Regions from separate parts of the Homo sapiens genome. Here region 2 is linked to region 1. A link is a loop called in an ENCODE intact Hi-C map of the cell type or tissue named here. Cell type or tissue: HepG2. All regions are shown on one strand. Links, peaks and the distances in the headings refer to the core of each region. The heading gives the core; the rest is flanking DNA.

The links. A loop is a pair of places that touch in the nucleus more often than their neighbours do. Peaks named below come from ENCODE experiments on the same cell type or tissue, not always from the same donor. Only the 100,000 strongest peaks of a DNase experiment are listed, where the experiment ranks them.
Region 2: it touches region 1 in a loop (2.0-fold over the local background); 3 of 110 quality-filtered maps call a loop at or near these places.

What each region holds. Positions count from the first base shown.
Region 1 is chr11:35,820,630-35,823,445 of GRCh38, reverse strand. No RefSeq gene overlaps it. Among named protein-coding and RNA genes, the nearest start is that of LDLRAD3, 120 kb to the left of the region's middle. In HepG2, for the core only: CTCF peaks have their summits at 1,150 and 1,478 (motif pointing right); DNase peaks (open chromatin) are centred at 1,145 and 1,455.
Region 2 is chr11:35,715,882-35,718,697 of GRCh38, reverse strand. All of the region lies in intron 2 of TRIM44 (tripartite motif containing 44), which reads right to left. Among named protein-coding and RNA genes, the nearest start is that of TRIM44, 55 kb to the right of the region's middle. RefSeq lists an enhancer at 1,480-1,529. In HepG2, for the core only: a CTCF peak has its summit at 1,436 (motif pointing left); no DNase peak of the experiment used is centred there.

The DNA.
Region 1 (2,816 bases), core at 255-2,754:
GCTGGCCTCTCTGTGCCTCTTCTTTCATCTAGAAAAATAATAGTACCTAGCACTTCAGGTTGTTATGTGATTAAAACAGTTTCATTTTCTCTGACAGAGTGGCCTGTTTAAGATAAGGAGAATTTTTGAATCTGGGTAGATTGGATTCTTGCCACTTCCTGCTATCTCATCAAAGAGCCAAACATAGAACAGGGAGGGCTATGTGAAGGAATGTGCACTTCATCAAAAGCATGCATTCCGTTAATTTAAAGAAATTATAGTATGATTATTCTATCATAGCAACAAGATATAAATAGATATTAATAAGTAAAATCAGGTTAGTTGCTGAAAAAATACCATTCATAATAAGGTTGCATTATATAAATGTTTGTATATGTAAATGTCCTGTAATGCCCATGGACTTTAATTGCTGCATTTGGCATGGAAAATTGCCAGCTCTGCTACTACTAGTGGTGTGATCTCAGGCAACATTCTTTACCTCTCTGAGCCTCAATTTCATTGGCCATAAAATGAGACTAATTTTTTTCTTGTATTAAAGGACCACATGAGATAATGTATGTAAAAAGACTGAAAACTGGAAAGTACAATAGTTTTTTAGGTATTTAATCATTGTTGTAATTAATAGCCACAGTGAAAATATATTCAAGGACAATGTAAAGATTTGAGCTTACAGTTTCAAATACCAACCTTAAGAATGATCCAGAAATACTAAACTCATGTGTTTTTTTGTTTGTTTTTAAAACTATGACATCTATAAGTTGGAGACATTTGCTTTTTGAGACATTGTCTTTTTTATTATATAATCTTTAGTCCTCATGGCATCCTCTTTAGAGACCAAACAGCAATTAGTGAACTGTTTCAGACAGAAATCTGGATGGTCCAAGATCCTGGATTAAGATAGCTCTCTTTATGAATGCATTTTCAGAGTAAACAGGAAAAGTGTATTAAACCAAGCACTTCATTGTGGATAAGGAAAATCGATATCCTGTGGGTTGGACTGTTTTTAGTCTTACTACAAAAATGGATGCACTATTTATACCTGTTTTCTCCAGTCATGGCTATTAGCTCTTCACTTCAAGTTCACTCACTCAGCCACTACGGTGGAGAGCCAGTCATTGTAGGTTAAAAGCAACTAATGTTAGACCCCTGCTGGCCTGGTCTGGCACTGCACGGGGAAACACAATCTCCGATTCTTATTAGTGGGGAAATTGGTTTACAAAAGCAGAGCTGAGACGCCAAGGATTTGGTTTTGCCTCCCTTGATATCTAGGTGCCAATATGGGAGCAAGAAGAAAAGTGGGATTTGCCTTACAATGGAGAAGTTCTTGAGGAGGAACTGGGGATTATAATCTCCCTTCAGGGCGGTTGGGACTTGGATCAGCCTGCCCCACAAGCTCCCTCTTCATTGCTAACAGCTTGGAGGCTGGCACTGAGCTTTTCCATGTGTTCACACTCATTGTTGGTTGCACTCTCCAACCTCTAGGGGGCGCAGAGGCGTTCGCCTCAGCTTTTTTTTTTTTTTTTTTTGAGACAGAGTCTCACTCTGTCCCCAAGGCTGGAGGGGGCAGTGGCGCGATCTCAGCTCACTGCAACCTCCGCCTCCCGGGTTCACGCGATTCTCATGCCTCCACCTACCGAGTAGCTGGGATTACAGGCATAAACCACCATGCCCAGCTAATTTTTGTATTTTTAGTACAGACGGGGTTTCACCATGTTGGCCAGGCTGGTCTCCAACCCCTGGCCTCAAGTGATTCACCCACCTCAGCCTCCCAAAGTGTTGGAATTAGAGGCGTGAGCCACCACGCCTGGCCTTCAGCTTTTTCATTTTGTTGCTCCAAGACAAGGAGCCGGGACTAGGAAGGGTCAAGGGCACGATGGAGCGCTCAATGATACACGTGATGCGGCTGCTACAATAGGAGTCGTCGACTGTGGGTAAAAAAGCAACCAGAATTACAATGCTTTTCCTTCTTGTGGTCTGTACTTTCTCCTCTTCTCTCGTGAAACTGGAATGAATGGGGCCCAGAGAAAACGAAGCACAGAACAAGAGAAGGATAGCAAGAAGGGCCCAAACAAAACAAGAGCCTCAAATGGGCAAAGCTTTTGTTTTGGGGAAAGGGATCTCGGTTAATGCTCCTGTTTGGTAGAAATCAGACATAACAGGAATGAGGTTAGGGAGTGGTAAAGTGGTAAGGGGCTTGGCTCCACTTCCAACTCAGTGTTTTTGGTTAACATGAATAGGTAAACCCTAAAGGATTGGGATTGGGGAATCATGAGAGATGGGAAAAATCCCACTTTTCTTTGCTTGAACATGGCCTAGCAGATGACCTTTTCTTCTCACAGTAGAGAGCTCTAAGGAAGGTTATCAAAGTCCAAAAGTTAGGGTTTTAACTCATTTGACCTACTCTACTGGCCCTATGACTTGAAGGTCACAGTCGTGAGATGGGATTATACTGAGAACCAGGGTATCGTTCAACAATGTTCCTTGATCTCTTCCTCATTAGGGCTTGTGCCTCTTCAGAGTTTGGCTGGAGTGACACAAATCCACTCTTCCCAGTTAAAGATAAGTCATCCTGATTAGCTTCCCAGAGAATGTTCTGTGATTGCAGGAAGGAAAGTTGTGATTGCCAATCTGAACTTGGAGGCCTCAGTGATTTTCGGAAGCACTGTTTGCTGGGCTGAGTCAGCAGAGACAAACCTAACCTTGATTTTCTGGAGAGTGTTCTTCTACAAGGACAGATCCTCAGACACTTAGCCCGTCCCCTATTAATGAATACTGACGTCATTACCACATTTTTTGCCCTTAAAAGCAATGCTACA
Region 2 (2,816 bases), core at 266-2,765, 100 kb after region 1:
TTTAGGGCAGTGAAACTACTCTGTATGATATTTTAATGGTATATACATTTATCAAAACCCATACAATATACAACACCAACAGTGAATCCTAATGCAAACTATAAACTTTGGGTGATAATGATATGTCAGTAGAGCTTCACCAATGAAAACAAATGTACTATTCTAGTACAGGATGATAATAGTTGGGGAGGCTACGCATGTGGGGAAGGAGTATATGGAAACTCTCTATATTTTCCATTCAATTTTTCTGTTAACCTAAAACCATGCTAAAAAATATCTATTTTTAAAATGTTAATATTATGTTGGTGCCATTTCACTGGCAAAAACTGCAATTACTTTTACACCAACCTAATACAATTAAAACAGAAAACTAAATAGCCACTGAGAAGCCTAGAGAAGATCTGGGGGTGGGGTGACCATCAAATGGACCAGGAAAGATAATTCTGCTTAAACCTTATACCCAGATTTGTCAACATTTTCATTCTCTGCCTTCCCATTTAATACCTTTAAGACCCTTCCTTCCCAATATGACTCCCCCTTTCTAGAATAATCAAAGTTTTTAAAAGCCCATTTCGATTTAAGCCCATGAAAATAATGACATCCAAAACAGCTAAGGAGCATTGTCAAAAGACAAGATTATTCTATTATCTTCTTCACTTCTTATTTTGGCTATCTCATCCTAACAACTACTGAGTTAGATTCCTGGTGCCCTGAATCTCCACTCTTGTTTTGGCAACAGATGTGATTAGAGACAAATCTGGATTAGTGAATTACTCCTTCAAGAGTCTAAAATCTATGCAGTTATATTATGTTAGAGATAAAAGGAAACTGAGTTTGGCTTTTCATTTTTTATAATAAAAAAAAAAAATGAGGCTCTGAGAAATTCAGCTACTTGCCCAAGATCACACAGCTGGTTGGTATGACTGACTGACATTTGGGGCCTCTGCTTCTATCTTGGTGCTTTCCTCTGTTCTGAATTGCTTACCAGTGGTCTAATCCTGGTTCTCAGAGGCACAGTTTTGTAACCGCCCAGTGGGTTCACTTTGCCTACTGCCCAGATAGAACCAATTTATCAAGAAAGGGGAATTACAATAGAGAAAGAGTTTAATGCACGCAGAGCTGGCTGAACAGGACACCAGAGTTTTATTATTACTCAAATCAGTCTCCTTGAAAATTTGAGGACTGGGGTTTTTTAAGGATAATTTGGCAGACAGGGGACCAGGGAGTCAGGAGTCCTGATTGGTCAGGTTGGAGATGAAATCACAGGGAGCTGACTTCTACCTTTGACACCAGACTTTAAAAAAAAAGTAACATACAAACACTTGCTACCCTTTTTTCCCCCACCACAAAGGCATCTACTAGTCACCAACTCTATTTAATTTCACTACTGACCTCTCTGTAGCATTCAGCATATTGACACCCCTTAGTCTTTAAACACCGCCCTCTGGGGGCAAAATCACTTTCCACTGAGAGAAGCACTACTCTACACTCTGCCTTAACAATTTCATTCCATCTTTGGAAATTCAACTACTACCTCCATAAGGATGGCTCCTATGCCTAGATTTTCTCTACAGGAAATCAGTCTCACAGTTGCTCTTGGCTGATGTACTTCTCTACCTGGATACATTTCTATTATCCAAACCATCAGGCGTCAAACTGAACCCTTCCCCTCCTCATTCATTATCACTGCTACCTTTTTTCAGTGCCCCACATATTAGACACTATTCTAAGCACTTTATGTGTATACTGCAATTAATTATCATGATGATGCCAAGAGGTGGCTAGTATTATTATACCCATTTACAGATGAAGAAATTGAAGAAGGGAGGTAAGAAACCTGCCCAAATTCAGGCATACAGTACGTAGCAGATTTTAAACCCAAATAGTTTGATTATACAATCTGCCTTCTGACCCAACATTATTCTCCTACAGATCCCCTTCAAATGTCAACTTGTTTCCTCTATTCCCCTTAATGACGCCATGATTTAGGCAGTTATCAGGCTCCAAACTCTGGAGTCAAGTTTTATTTTCTCCACCAGATAATAGGTCTCTTGACTTACTACTACCTCAAGGAAAAATTATGACACTTTAACTAAGGGCCCTGCAAAAAACAGTGGGCAATACATTCTGACTGAAGGTCAGAGGCTATCCCACATGTGTCCCTTTACCAGTCTGGCTGCAGAGATGTTGCCCCATATACATGAAAATCCCCTTCTTTTATTTGTATTCCCTTCCAAATACTCCCTGCTAAACACCTAGACCCATCTTCGAGGCTCCACTTTAGCACCCCCTGCTCACCCCATTTAGACCTTTTAACCTAGTCCCACTGCCCCCTGCACCACTAATTTGCTAAAACAAAATTCAAAGTCACAAAGAACTCTTGAGTGATTTGAGGACACTGGTTAGCATCTTGCTTCTAACTCCAACTTGTTCTTGATCAGCTTTCTGTCTCTTTTCATTTCCTCTTGGCCTTGAATCCTTGGCTTTCTATTCTTGGTCTCAAATCCCAGCTCTGGCCCCTTCAAACTTAGTGATTATATGTGCTCTTCACTCCCTCTGCCTTGGTGCTTGGAACACAGCTTTCTCTTATATAGTCTTTTTCTTGGCTTATAGCTTTGACTCCCAGAAACAAATGCTTTTGGATATGGTTTGGATCTGTGTCCCCACCCAAATCTCACATTCAATTGTAATCCACAATGTTGAAGGTGGGGCCTGGTGGGAGATGACTGGATCATAAGGGTGGAGTTCTCATGAGTGATTTACCACCATCCCTCTTGGTACTGTATAATGAGGGAGTTCTCACAAGATCTGGTTTA